Linked DNA regions of Homo sapiens: all the other regions are linked to region 2. The links are chromatin contacts, found by Hi-C or POLR2A ChIA-PET in ENCODE. All regions are on one chromosome and are shown on one strand. The core of a region is the stretch at or near the end of the contact, and the rest is flanking DNA. Distances in the headings are between cores, read along the strand shown. Region 1 holds the start of LINC02298 (long intergenic non-protein coding RNA 2298). Region 2 holds the start of JAG2 (jagged canonical Notch ligand 2). Region 3 holds the start of GPR132 (G protein-coupled receptor 132).

Region 1 (4,078 bases), core at 1-2,500, 75 kb before region 2:
ACCCTCCTTCCTGGTGGGTCCTTACTCCCAACCCTGGCCTGGCCATGGGATTGCCAGGGTCTGGTGGGGGGGGGGTCCCTTTCCAATGGGGCGCCTTCCTATGCAGACAGAGGAGAGGGGAGTGGTCAGGCTGGGTCCTCAAGGTGCCCAGACAGGGGTGCGAGGAGGCAAGTGCTCACCGGAGCAGCCAGGAACGCTCCCTGGAGGAGGGGGCCCGGAAGCTCCCTGGCTGCAAGAGTGGATTCCTGAGCAAAAGCTCCGCGGGTGGAGAAAGAGAGTATGGCGGGGGCCACGGGGGTCCGAGTCCCGACACGCGGCTGCGCACTCGCTCCCCTGCACCGCGGGCGGGGCTGGGGCCGGAAACGCGCGCGGCGGCCTCGGATTCCTGCGCGGTGGGACAAGCCCGCGCCTGCGCGCCGCCCGGACAGGGCACGTCGCCCGCGAGGGGGGTGGCGGGCCCAGGAGGAGGGGACCCCGACAGCCCCTCACCGCCTGCCGGGGCGGGCCGCCACGCTGGACGGGGGCAGCGCGGGGCGGGGTCGGGGGGCGGCAGAAGGCGCCTTTGTGCGTCGCGTCCCCGAGCGTGTCGCGGCGGGCCCGGCACCGGCCCCGCTCCAGCGCCCGCCCCCGGCCCGCGCCCCGGGCCCCGCGCGCATACCTGGCGAGGCCACGAGGGGATTCTGCGGGCCGAGCCCCGCCTGGGCTGCGCCGCCGCAGGCGGGAGAGGCTGAGGATTCTTTTGGGAAGCCCCTCCGCCGGCTGTAACCCCAGGGCCGTGCCACCCTCCTGATCACCGCAAGCATGGACCCCCCAGCACGCTGCGGGTGGGACAGGCAGGGCCCCTGTGGGGTGGCTTGACTGGCCTGGAGTTGGGGACGAAGTCCCCGGGCTTGGTCCCCCGAGGGCTTGGTTGGGCGTCCCGGGGTAGGTGGCTGCCGCGGCGATGTGGGCGGCTTGCGTGTGGCCGATCGGGGTCGCTGCTGAGCCCCGGAGAGCGGAGGGTCCAGGCTAGGCTGGGGGAGCGAGAGGCGAGGGCGGAGCCGCGGAGGTGTGGGCGGCTTTCGTGGTCCGAGAGGCCCCAGGTTCCCGGCAGGGCGGGGAAGGCTGGGGCGGGGCCAGAGCCGGAGCCGCGAAGCCGCGATGGAGAGGGCCTGGAGGGTGCGCCAGGAGCCGGCGTCAGGGCCTGCCTCCATCTCCTCCAACCCCCACCCCATTTATTCCTGTAACAAATCCCTACCGGGAGCTGGCACAGCAGCTGTGCGCTGGGGACACACGAGATGCTCACCCTCCCTGCCCTCCAGGAGCTTGGACTCAGCTGAGGTCTGCAGGGGCCAGCAGGAGCAGGGCCGAGGGCCCTGGTGGGAAGGTCGTGGCCCACTAGGGAAGGCTGGGCCCGGGGGGTCAGGTGGAGGGCAGGCTGAGCTGCGAGCTGTGTCTTCAGCCTACAGCAAGGCCACCACTCCCAGCGCCTGGCCTCCTCGCTCCCGAAAGCTCAGCTCAGCCTACATGTGCCGACCCCTCTGTCCCCCAGGCCCAGGTTGGGCACTGGTCAGGACGGTGCTCCCAGAGGGACCCAGTAACAGGAGGAGCTAGGGTGAGAGCATGAGGGTGGGGGGAGCGGCAGAGAGGAGGGAGAGGCAGGAGGTGCTCAGGGCAGGAGTGTCTGGAGTGAGGAGGGAGAGGCAGGAGGTGCTCAGGGCAGGAGTGTCTCGAGTGGGTCTGGACAGGAACAGGAAGGGCATTCCAGGCAGAGGGGCCCAAAGAAGCAAAGGTGCACCAGGGAGAAATGCCCGCTGTGCTCCACCACAGTGGAGGTGCAAACCTCAGCATGGAAGATGAGGCTGGAGGGAGGGGCCTGGGCTGGAACATGGCCAGGATGGCAGTGGGGAGCCATTGGAGATGTTTGAGCCGGGGAGTGACAGGGTCAGATTCGAGTTTTGGAAAGATAACATCTTGAGCCATTAAACAGATTTCTAGGATTTCAGGTTTATTTATTTATTTATTTAGAGACTCACTTCACTCTGTTACCCAGGCTGTAGTGCAGTGGTGCGATCTCTGCTCACTGCAATCACTCAAGGCCAAGTGATTCTCATGCCTCAGCCTCCTGAGTAGCTGGGACTACAGGCGTGCACCACCATGCCCAGCTAATTTTTGTATTTTTAGTAGAGGCGGGGTTTCGCCATGTTGGCCAGGCTGGTCTCGAATTCCTGGCTGGGATTACAGGCGTGAGCCACCACGCCCTGCTGGATTTTGGATTCTTGATACGTATCATCAACCACTCTCCAGAGTTTGGCCAGCTTCACGCTCCATCAGTGGTCTCACCATAGACCTTCTAATCTTGATTGTGTTGGCTGGTGTCTATTTTCTAATGGTGTTTGGTTTTGGAACCTGCATTTCTTTGAAAAAGAGTGAGCATGTGCATTTTCCCAGATGCCTGGTATCCAACTGCACTTCTCCATGTGTGCATTGTCCCCTGAGCTGGCAAGAAGATCCTACTAGTTGGTCTGCATGCCATGCCAGCTCGGCCTTGCACCCTGGGGGCCCAGGTAACTAGCTCTCACCAACAGAAAGAGATGTGATGGACATCACCTGAGGCCAGACCCTAAGACCTCTGTGTGCCCCCTCCGTGTCTCCTGTCTGCAGCTGTTGTCCACACCAAGGGTGGCCTACAGAGGGAAGTGAGGACCTTGGGACTTCCTCCAGGACAGCCCTCGCTGTCCAAATCTCCACCTGCTGCAGAGCTGCCTCCAGTCAAGCCCTTGTTTCCAGCTTTCTGTGCCCTAAATAAACTTCTGCTGGGATTGAGCCATCAGCATTCTGTGGTGGGCGTCGCTGCTGCGAGGTTGCCCTCGTGCACACAAGCTCCTCACAGGTAAAGGTGATCTGCCTGTGGACATACTTGTTACAGAAGTTTCCCACCTGCTGTGCGCATCTTGCCTGTGTGCAGTCACCATTCTTTATGCAGTTGGTGCCTCCATCTGCTCCTGTGTGGTTTCTTCTTTTGGTTCCTTTATTATCTCTCTTTTGGTGCTGTTTCCCAGGGACTTAACTGCTGGAAGTTTGATAAATCCTCAACTCTCAAATTCACCCTTTTCTATAGATTTAAACAGACATTGAATGTTTCACCTAGCATTGGGGCAGAAGGAAGGTGCAGGCTCGGCCCTTGGCCCTTCTCGGCCAAATTGATCTCGCGCCCTTGAGAAGCTCCAGAATGAGTCTGAGAAGCCTCACCGGGGCTGATACATCCCTCCAAGGTGGGGGTCGGGAGACTCCCTGGCCAGGGGAGGCCTCCCCTGGGCCAGCTCCAGGCTTTGCCAGGCCCCCTTGGAGCCTGCACCAGCCGTGCCCACCAGGCACAGGCCAGCACGCACGGAGGCTGGCAGGTCTGTGAGCCCAGGATTAGGGGCCCACAGAGGCAGACCCAGGGGTCCTGGAGGTCACAGACAAGGCCGTCAGCTTCTCTCAGCCCGTGCAGCCTGGCCCTGGCCCACCAGGCCAACCTTGTGTGGGTGTGTACACCACCCCCATCCCAGGGGCCACACCCCACCTGGCTCCCGTCCCATGGCTGCCCCAGGGAGGTCTTCCTCTCTTCTCTGCCCACAATTCACCCTCTCCCTGAGCCCTCTTCTCTCACCTGGGATCTGATCTTTCCTCCTGGACACTCATGATGCCCACAGCTTGGTCACCAGCTCTGTGCTAGAGATCCTGACAATCCCTAAGCCCCTTCCCCAGCCTCGGTCTCCCCATCCCGGGAGCAGGGCGGTGATGCCACCCTGTACATGCCTCTGTCCCCAGCCCCGGCTCTTCTCCAAAGTGCGACGCGGGTCTCCAGTGGCCTGGGACCTCCATCTCTCAGAGGCACCCCTCCCCTGGCAGTTCAGGCTCAGGAGCCACCTCTTTCCCTCCGTCTCTGATCAATTCAACCTCCTAAACGTCTATCCACTCTGAGCCCTGTCCCATTCCTGGCTCCCCAACTCACCTTGTCTCCATCCTGGCTGCCAAGAGAGCATCTCAAACACACATCTGACTTGCCCCCTCCTCTGCTCTGAAGCACACACACCATTGCTCCCCAGTACCT
Region 2 (4,043 bases), core at 365-2,864:
GGGCAGTGCCACAGAAGGTCACTGCACCAGGATCCACTATCTCTGTCTCTGAACGATCTTGGGTCACCATCGGGGGCTTCTGCCGACATAAGCGTTAGGCGTTAGGCTCTCCCGGGCCTAGGTCCCACGGCGCCCGCCCGTGCCCCCCAGGCATCCAGGAAACTGCAGGGCAGGCGCAGGCTGGCCACGGGCCCGGGGCGGCTCAGTCAGGGCCTGCCCTAGACCAGCCCCAGCACGCGCTGCGCACATGCCACCGCGGCCTGCCCGGGACCGGGGCGCCTCGCCTCGCCTCCCCACCCAGACAGACACGCGCAGGGCGACGCAGGCACACGCCGCACACCGCCGCGCACGCGGGACGCCGCCGCCCCGCCCCCGCCGCGACCCCGCTCCCGGTGGCCCCGGGGCCCCGGCGCGCCCACGTGGCCAGGCGCGGACCAAGTCCCCAGAGCACGCGCCCCCTGCCGGCCCCGCCCCGCCTGGGCGCGCGCGGCTCGCACGCAGACCCGGCCGCAGGTGTTGGGGGTCGCGAAGCGCGCGGGGCCGGGGCGCGGAGAGAGAGGGAAGGGCTGGAGCACGAGGGATGGAGCGCACGTACCGGCCAGGCGAACTGGAAGGGGATGACGACGAGGCCCGGGTCCTGGTCGCCGCCGGCCCGGGCCCGCGCCCGCGCTCGGTCCCCCGCAGCGCCCGCCGGCGGCAGGTAGAAGGAGTTGCCGCCCAGCACGGGCGTGGCGCCGTGGCCGTAGCTGCAGGGCCCCGTGGGCGTCACCTTGGCCTGGTACTCCTTAAGGCACACGCGCACGTACGTGTCGCACTCGTCGTGGCCGCAGCCCCCCGCGCGCGTTGTCCGGCCGTCGCCGTCACAGCAGGCGCCGCTCAGCAGCTCCCCGTTCACGTTCCGCAGCGCGCTCAGCTGCAGCTCGAAATAGCCCATGGGCCGCGCCGCCTAAAAATAAGGCAGCGGGAGAGCGGAGGGAGGCGCGGGCCGGGGTCGGCGGGCCGGGCGCCAGGGGTGGGGGAACAGGCCCCGCCGCCCCGCCCCCACCCAGCCGCGCCCGCCCGGAGCCCCAGCCGCCGCGCGCAGCCTCGAGGGCTTCCGAACCACGGCGGCCCCAGGCAGTGCCCGCCCGGCCCCTAGGGGCGGCCCGGTGTGCCCCGTCCGCGACCCCCGCCGCCCCCGCCGCCCCGCTCACCTGCACCCAGAGCGCCAGCAGCAGCAGCAGCCGCCGGGGAAGGCGCCCCCGGCCCTGCGCCCGCATTGCCCCCGCGACCCGCCCGCCCGGCCCCGCCGCCGCCGCCCGCGCCCGGCTCCCAGCCGCCGCGCCGGCCTCCCAGCGCCCGCCCGCCCTCCGAGCGCCCGCAGAGGCAGCGGCAGCGGCAGAGGCGGCGGCGGCGGCGGCGCGGGCGGGGTCGAGCGCAGCGCCGCGGCGCGCGGGCCTGGGCGGCGGGCGTGCAGGGGCGGCGGCAGCTCCGGCTCGCTGGCGGCCGCGCTCCGGCTGCCCGGCCCGGCTCCCACCCGGCGGCGACGGCGGCGGCGGTGAAGGCAGCGGGTCCCGGCCTCGGCTCTGCGCGCCCGCGCTCCCGGCACCGCAGCCAACAAGTTCGGAACGAGACTGACAGCTCGCTCGCCCATTCGTCACCCGCGCACCTGCATATGCATGAGGGGGCGGGGCCGCGCCGCGGGGTGGGGCCGGGGGGGGGTCCGGGGGCGCCCCAGGCTTTAAAGGCGGTGGAGGGCGTCGCCTGCCAGCGCCCCGGCCCGGCGCGCGCCCCCCAGGGCGCCCGGGCGGCGGGGGCACGGGGCCTCGGGGTCAGCGCGGGCCGCGGGGGCCCCGCTCACACCTCCGCGTGAGTCGGCGAGGCGTGCGCCGGCGCCGCAAAGCTGCCTCCCCTCCTCCGCCTGGGCTCCTGCCGGGTGTCAGAAACCGGGGGTGGGGCGCCCCGAGGTTGCCGTGTGGTCCCCTCCCATCAGTGCGCCACCGCCGCGCTCCTCGCAGTCCCAGAGGAGATGCCGCCTCCTACTCTGATCAGGGCTCGGCCCCCACGCGGGGTGGCGCGGCCCTGGGGCCAGAGCCGGGCCCAGCCCCTACTGCGCGCCCCCCACCTCCTCCGAGAATCTCCCCTTCTCCGCGCCGCTCCTACCGCCTCCACGCCGGCTGCAGGGGGCGCTGCGCCCCTCCGACGCCCCTGCCTTCCCCTCTGCGAGGCGCGCTGGTCAAGCAGCCAGTCAACAAATGCTCCAGGGTGCAGACTGCTCAGCTCGGCGCTGGCGTCGAGGTAGCCAGGCCATGCCCTCAGGAAATGCTCAGGCCACATTCCCCGTTTCCCGCCTCTCGCCCCCCAAACTCAGGTCTGGGCTTGGGGGGCGAGAGGCGGGAAATGGGGAACAAAAGTCGGCAGTGCCTGTCCCTGAAGGCTACCCCGAGAGAGGCCTCCCACTGCTGCCCTGGTCACCAGGCTTCCACACCCCATCCTCTGCGGTCACCTCCTTGCCCTCTCCCTGGGTGACCTCGCAGCTCCTCCACAGGGTCAAAACCAATGGCACCTTCCTCTCCTCCAGTGAGCACGGTCCTTTCCAGAGCTAGGGGTCACCTTGGTGGTTAAAGATCCCCATATGGTCCAGAGGGGTCCTCAACCCATCCCCATGATAACTGAGCTGTCTTCTCTCCCCCTAGCTCCTCTCGCAAATTTGCCCTGTGCCCGGAGCTGGGTGGCTGTGCAGCCCCCCAGCCTGGAGCAAGTCACTGCCACCATGCTGCTGGGGCTGAGGGCTGAAGGAAGAGAGCTTTGGAGGCACAGGGCCTGTGAACACCCCATGCGCAGGGTCTGCCTGCTCCATCCCTGTTTAGCAGCTCCTCCAGGATCCAGGCCGCAGGCTCAGCTGAAGGTCCCTAAAGGGGTGGGTGGGAGCCCCCCATGCCCACCTCAGCTGGCTCTGCTCAGAGTGCCCACCCCAAACTTGGTGGTGGGTAGGCTTCGTGGGGATTAAGACACAAGCCAGGATGAGGCCCGCACAGAGACCCCCACCAAACAAGAGAATCCAAGCTGTGTTCAGAGCCTTCCAGTTGCCGCCTTCCGGTGTGTGGGCGGTGATTACCGCCTACGGGGGGAGGGGCTCCCTGTGGAGATGCCACCTCTCCTGTGCTTTGGCCTGGGGGCAGGTACTCGGGTACTCGAGAGAGGGAAGCCCCAGGACAGAGAAGCCCCCTGCCCGGCTCCAGAGGCCCAGGGCTCCATCCCCACCTGCGCCCACTGCCCCACTATGGTGGGGGAGGGGGTGCTGGGTGCCTCTGCTGGGCACTTGGCCAAGTGGTGAACAAGGGAGACTCCGCCCCTGCACACCCTCAGGAGCCCCCAGCCCGGGGGTGGACAGAGGACTTAGACAAGTCATACAGAAGCTGGCATAGGGGGCCGCCAGAGCGTGGACGGGCATGGGTCAGCCAGACCTCACGATGTCCATGAGAGCACCCAGGTCAGGAAGGTGGCCGCACCTGCCCTTAGGAAGGAGGGGGACATAGGAGGCATCGGAGAGGGGGTCCCTTCCCTGCAGGAATTTCAGCAGCCCTTGAGCCAGAAATGCCAGGCAGCTGGACCCTGGTTTGAGTTTCCAGAAGGCAGCAGTGGGAACCCTCGCCCCTCATACATATTTCACAAAACACATTTGCCCCCTGCTGCACCTTGCTGGGGTGAGGGGCTGAGATCAGTGGCGGCCAGGGCTCCAGCCCCAACCCTCACCAGACCAGGCTACCTGGTCTCTTCTAGTAAGGGACCTCGTCATTGTTCTGGGGCCCACTGGACCACAGCACCCTCCAGCCTCCCAGAGCCACCCGTCCCCCAGCCTGGAGGGCTCCCACTCTGAGCGCTGGGCGGTGCCCAGCTTGTATGCAGAGGGCAAGGGTGCAGCTGCTCAGCCTGGCCAGGGGCTCTGGGCCCATAGGGCAGTCCTGGGGACCAGGCTGAGGACGGGCTGCCAGGGGTTTGGACAGAGCCGGCGAGGCTCCAGAGTAAGCTGTGCTTCCGCTGGGTCCTGCAGTGCTAAATAT
Region 3 (4,334 bases), core at 1,343-3,842, 100 kb before region 2:
CTTTTTTTTCTTTAAATACTATTAAAATTGTTCTCTCTCTCTCTCCCTAACCCTCTCCCTCTCTCTCTTGCTTTATTTGTTTGTTTGTTTGTTTATTTATTTATTTGGAGACAGGGTCTTGCTCCCTCATCCAGGCTGGAGTACAGTGGCAAAATCTCTGCTCACTGAAACCTCCACCTCCCAGGCTCACATCATCCTCCCTTCCGAGTAACTGGGACTACAGGCACCTGCTGCCATGCCCAGTTAATTTTTGTACTTTTATTCTTAGAGACGAGGTTTCCCTATGTTACCCAGGCTGGTCTCGAGCTCCTGGGCTCAAGAAATCCGCCGGCCTCGGTCTCCGAAAGTGCTGGGAATACAGGCGTGAGCCACCATGCCCGGCCAATGAATCCATTTTCCAGATTAGAGAAGCACCACATGTTCCTGGGATGGACATTTCAATAACAGGATCTAGCATGACCTCACCCAGCCACTGTCCCTGGAGCTCTCTGGCCTGCAAGTTGCTGTGCTCCTCCAGTCTTTTAAAATCTATTTTGTAACTTTTTTTTTTTTTTTAGGCTGAGTTTCTCTCTCGTTGCCCAGGCTGGAGTGCAATAGCACGATCTTGGCTCACTGCAACCTCTGCCTCCCGGGTTCAAGTGATTCTCCTGCCTCAGCCTCTGAAGTAGCTGGGATTAGCAGGCGCCTGCCACCATGCCCGGCTAATTTTTTGTATTTTTAGTAGAGAAGGGGTTTCGCCATATTGGTCAGGCTGGTCTTGAACTCCTGACCTCAGGTGATCCGCCCGCCTCGGCCTCCTAAAGTGCTGGGATTACAGGTGTGAGCCACCACGCCCAGCCTGTTTTGTAACTTATGATGGAACTTTTCAGACAGACACAAAAGGACAGAGAAGGAGCCCTGGCCCCTGCCATGTGCAGGGAGCAGTTCCTCATTCCAGCCCATTTGTCAAAAACAGCTCCTCAGGCTGCTGAGGTCTGTCTTGTGGACTATCTGTAATTTCTTTCTTTCTTTTTTTTTTTGAGACAGAGTTTCGCTCTCGTTGCCCAGGCTGGAGTGCAATGGCACGATCTCGGCTCACCACAACCTCCACCTCCTGGGTTCAAGTGAGTCTCCTGCCTCAGCCTCCCAAGTAAATGGGATTACAGGCGTGTGCCACCACGCCCGGCTAATTTTGTATTTTTAGTAGAGACAGGGTTTCACCATATTGGTTACGCTGGTCTCGAACTCCTGACCTCAGGTGATCCACCTGCCTTGGCCTCCCAAAGTGCTGGGATTACAGGCGTAAGCCACCGCACCTGGCTGGATTGCCTGTAATTTCTAAGCTGTTTCACGGTTGCTGGCCATTCCTAGCCATTTCCGTCTTTTACTCCCACCTGCTTTGGCACCAGGCAAACCTATGACCTCTTTTCTGCCGTCACGTTTGAGACAAACCCTAGGGAGGGAAATGTGGAGTCACCAGCTCCAACCTCCCTGCTCCACCACACCCATCCAAAGCCCATTGTCAACTTTCTTATTTTTCCCAATTTGATAGTGTTGCCCAGGCTAGAGTGCAATGGCGCGATCTCGGCTCACTGCAAGCTCCGCCTCTCAGGTTCAAGCGATTCTCCTGCCTCGGCCTCCCAAGTAGCTGGGATTACAGACGTGTGCCAACACGCCCGGCTAATTTTTGTATTTTTAGTAGAGACAGGGTATCACCATGTTGGTCAGGCTGGTCTCAAACTCCTGACCTCAAGTGATCCGCCCACCTCGGCCTCCCAAAGTGCTGGGATTACAGGCATGAACCACCGTGCCCAGCCCCTATCCTCATCTTCTTCCAGGAGCCTCTGCTCTCCCACCTCGGCCTGGCCAATCTCCTGAAATATCATTTTGTGCTCAGCCCAACTGGCCAGTCTTCAGTGGTCAGTCCCAGTCCCTTGCAGTGGTACAGACCCACGTCATGCACTTGACAGAAGGTATTGGGCCCCCCGCCCCGCTGTGCCTGGTGCGCCGAACGCCACTCCAAAGGCCGGTGACCTGCCCAGCTCCAGGATCTTGTCACGTGACTGGGCCAACTGCCACTCACCGCAGCACAGCCCCCACTGCCCTGCTTTTCCCTCTGTGTAACCCCACAAGCAGCACAGGCCCCACAGAGAGAAGCCCAGCCCTTCAGTGCCCCCCGACCAATCACGGAAGCAAGTGGCCAAGGAGAGATTCCAGGGACAAAGTCCAGCCCCCTGACTCACCCCCATCTGGACCAGTAGCCAGGGAAGCCTTTTCCAGAAGAAAGTCTCCAGGAAGGTGGCGGTGACAAAGATACAATGGAAACTGTTGTCCCTCTCCCCCAAATCCTCCGGCCCCATCACATCTGTGGTCACTGGGGGTCCTGGGTTCTCTCGGGAGGGACCCCAGATTAAGAACCCTCAACAAAGCCTCCATCTTTACCAACAAATCACCTTTGCCTTCAGATCCCCCTCTGCCCGCCTCCAGCTCCCAGCCCCCAGCCCCATCCCAGAGCCTGGCCCCCCAGGCCCACTCCCCAGCACGCAGAGCCCAGCGACTTACCCAGGGCCCCGCCTGCGTGGCTAGCCTCGCACCCCTCCCTGCAGTCCTAGCTGAGGTTTCAGGAAGTAGCAGGGGTCTAATTATGTTCTGTCTAGAACTCCCCTAACCACAAACAGGGCTGAGCTAGGGGTTAGCCAACCGGGCTGGGGTATCTTACTGGTGATGACAGCATGGCCTCGTCACCTTCCTGAGGGAGGGAGTGGCAGGAAACCCCAGTCTTACCTCTTTTAGCAATAGCAGCACTCAGAGCCAGGCTCCACTCACTCAGGAGCTCCCAGGCAGGTGCTGGGGCCTGGCGCGGCACAGCGGCTGTCCGTGTGTCCCCAGACAGGCAAGGCAGGACAGGGGTCCTGGAAAGGCTGCAGGGAGGGGTCCTGGAAAGACAAAATCCAGCTCCTCTGCAGCTCAGGCCTGGTGTTGCCCACTCTCGGGCCAGGCAAGCACGGAGCAGGGTGACTTCCCAGAGGCTGTGTCCTCCCAGGAGTCCCTGTCCGGGGTGCCAGGAGTAGAGAGGCTGAGTGCGCCCACTGCAGCCCCGGGACCAGGATGGCACCTGCATGTCCTGGAAGGCTCGGCACAGCCACTGCACACAAGCACCCTCCCCTCCCCGCCTCCCTCTTCCTACATGGGGCAGGGCCGTGTGGGAAGAACAGCCTACTGCACACTCCACATTCCTCCCCCAGCCCTACCTCAACCCCTCCTGCATCCAGAACCAAGCCTGGCCTGGCCCAGGAGCCCTGCGGGTGGGCTTCTCTGTGAGGGGCCCTGTGGGAACTGGAGGGTGGGCAGGCAGGGTTGCCTGGGACAGTCCCCCTCACTGTGGGGCTTCCGGCCATGATGGGCCCAGTTTCCTTGGACAAAGCCAGCTGGCTGTGGACAGCACCTACAACTCCACTCACCTCCAGGCTGCTTCTGAGTTTCAGGGCACAGACCCACCCTGGTGCCCACTCCCGAGCCTGCCAAGCTCCATCCAAGCCAGGCTCTTTCAGCAGTGGGGACAGGGCCGGGCTGAGGGAAGGAGCTGGGGACCACAAATGTCTCCAAGCGACACTGCCCAGCACCGCAGCAGGGACGGTCACTGAGCGAAGAAGCCGCCATCCTGGGTGGGTACACCCACGGCCAGGAGAGGCCGGTGGAGGCCGAGCCCCCAGTCTACACTTTCCCCCAGACACGTGGATCACAGCTGCCCCCTGCTGCAGGGCCGCATGGCTGGAGGCTGCCTCCGAACAGCGATTTCAGAGGGTTTTGTGTGGGTGGCAGTGGAGTCCCTGGAAAGCTGGGCTTTCCCATTGCCCTGGCGGGGAGGCGCAGGTCTCAGGGCAGGGCCTACCTTGGCTTTCCAGAAACACTTGCCCAGGGGACAGTGATCCTCTAGGGGATCTGGTGCAAACACACGCCTCCACAGGCCACTGCTCATGGGGTCACTGGCCTCCCGGGTCTTTGGGCCAGGGCAGCCCCACCCTCGGAGCAGCAATAGACGAAGCCCACATCAGGCCAGTGGGGGTGATGGCCAGGGACAGCTGTGGGTTCCTGTCGCTGGCCCCAGCAGCCTCCTAGGACCTGCCCCGTCCTGCGCCCCACTGGGTGGTCTGTCACGTTCACCAGGCCTCCTCTGCGCCCCCGGTGAGGGGTCCAGGAGTGACATGCGGACCCGGCTCAGGCCATTGTCACCCTCCATGCCTTCTGGCCTTTGCCAGGCAGTCCGGGAATAGCCGATTCAAGTGAGGTCAGTTGAATCCTCTCTTTGGGTCCTTCACTGGGGTCTGGGAAAGGAAAGTTGGGTCCCTTGGGTG

The links. A loop is a pair of places that touch in the nucleus more often than their neighbours do. ChIA-PET counts read pairs that join two places held with the same protein, here RNA polymerase II (POLR2A). Pooled maps may share reads with other maps.
Region 1: a loop to region 2 is called in a map of heart left ventricle, with 13 times the contacts of the local background. The contact joins the promoter of LINC02298 here to the promoter of JAG2 in region 2. A Hi-C loop is called at or near these places in 58 of 168 maps with a recorded cell type or tissue (A673, CD4-positive, alpha-beta T cell, CD8-positive, alpha-beta T cell and 36 more), 20 of 37 single-sample maps with no recorded cell type and 40 of 50 pooled maps. POLR2A ChIA-PET finds 5 or more read pairs at or near these places in 6 of 52 experiments (A549, HCT116, HEK293T and 3 more).
Region 3: a loop to region 2 is called in a pooled map, with 2.5 times the contacts of the local background. The contact joins the promoter of GPR132 here to the promoter of JAG2 in region 2. A Hi-C loop is called at or near these places in 4 of 50 pooled maps. POLR2A ChIA-PET finds 5 or more read pairs at or near these places in 3 of 52 experiments (GM12878, K562 and activated CD4-positive, alpha-beta memory T cell).

The regions. Positions count from the first base shown.
Region 1 is chr14:105,092,897-105,096,974 of GRCh38, forward strand. LINC02298 (long intergenic non-protein coding RNA 2298) reads left to right here and starts at 1,251. Exons shown (of 6, transcript NR_110546.1): 1 at 1,251-1,320; 2 at 2,431-2,546; 3 at 2,644-2,872. RefSeq lists silencers at 300-559, 870-919, 1,090-1,139 and an enhancer at 782-1,404.
Region 2 is chr14:105,167,162-105,171,204 of GRCh38, forward strand. It overlaps JAG2 (jagged canonical Notch ligand 2), which reads right to left and starts at 1,615. Exons shown (of 26, transcript NM_002226.5): 1 at 1,194-1,615; 2 at 596-946. The coding sequence starts at 1,259. RefSeq lists enhancers at 337-836, 3,485-4,043.
Region 3 is chr14:105,062,838-105,067,171 of GRCh38, forward strand. GPR132 (G protein-coupled receptor 132) reads right to left here and starts at 2,593. Exons shown (of 4, transcript NM_013345.4): 1 at 2,542-2,593. RefSeq lists enhancers at 812-871, 1,282-1,421, 3,099-3,616, 3,292-3,461, 3,672-3,741 and 1 more.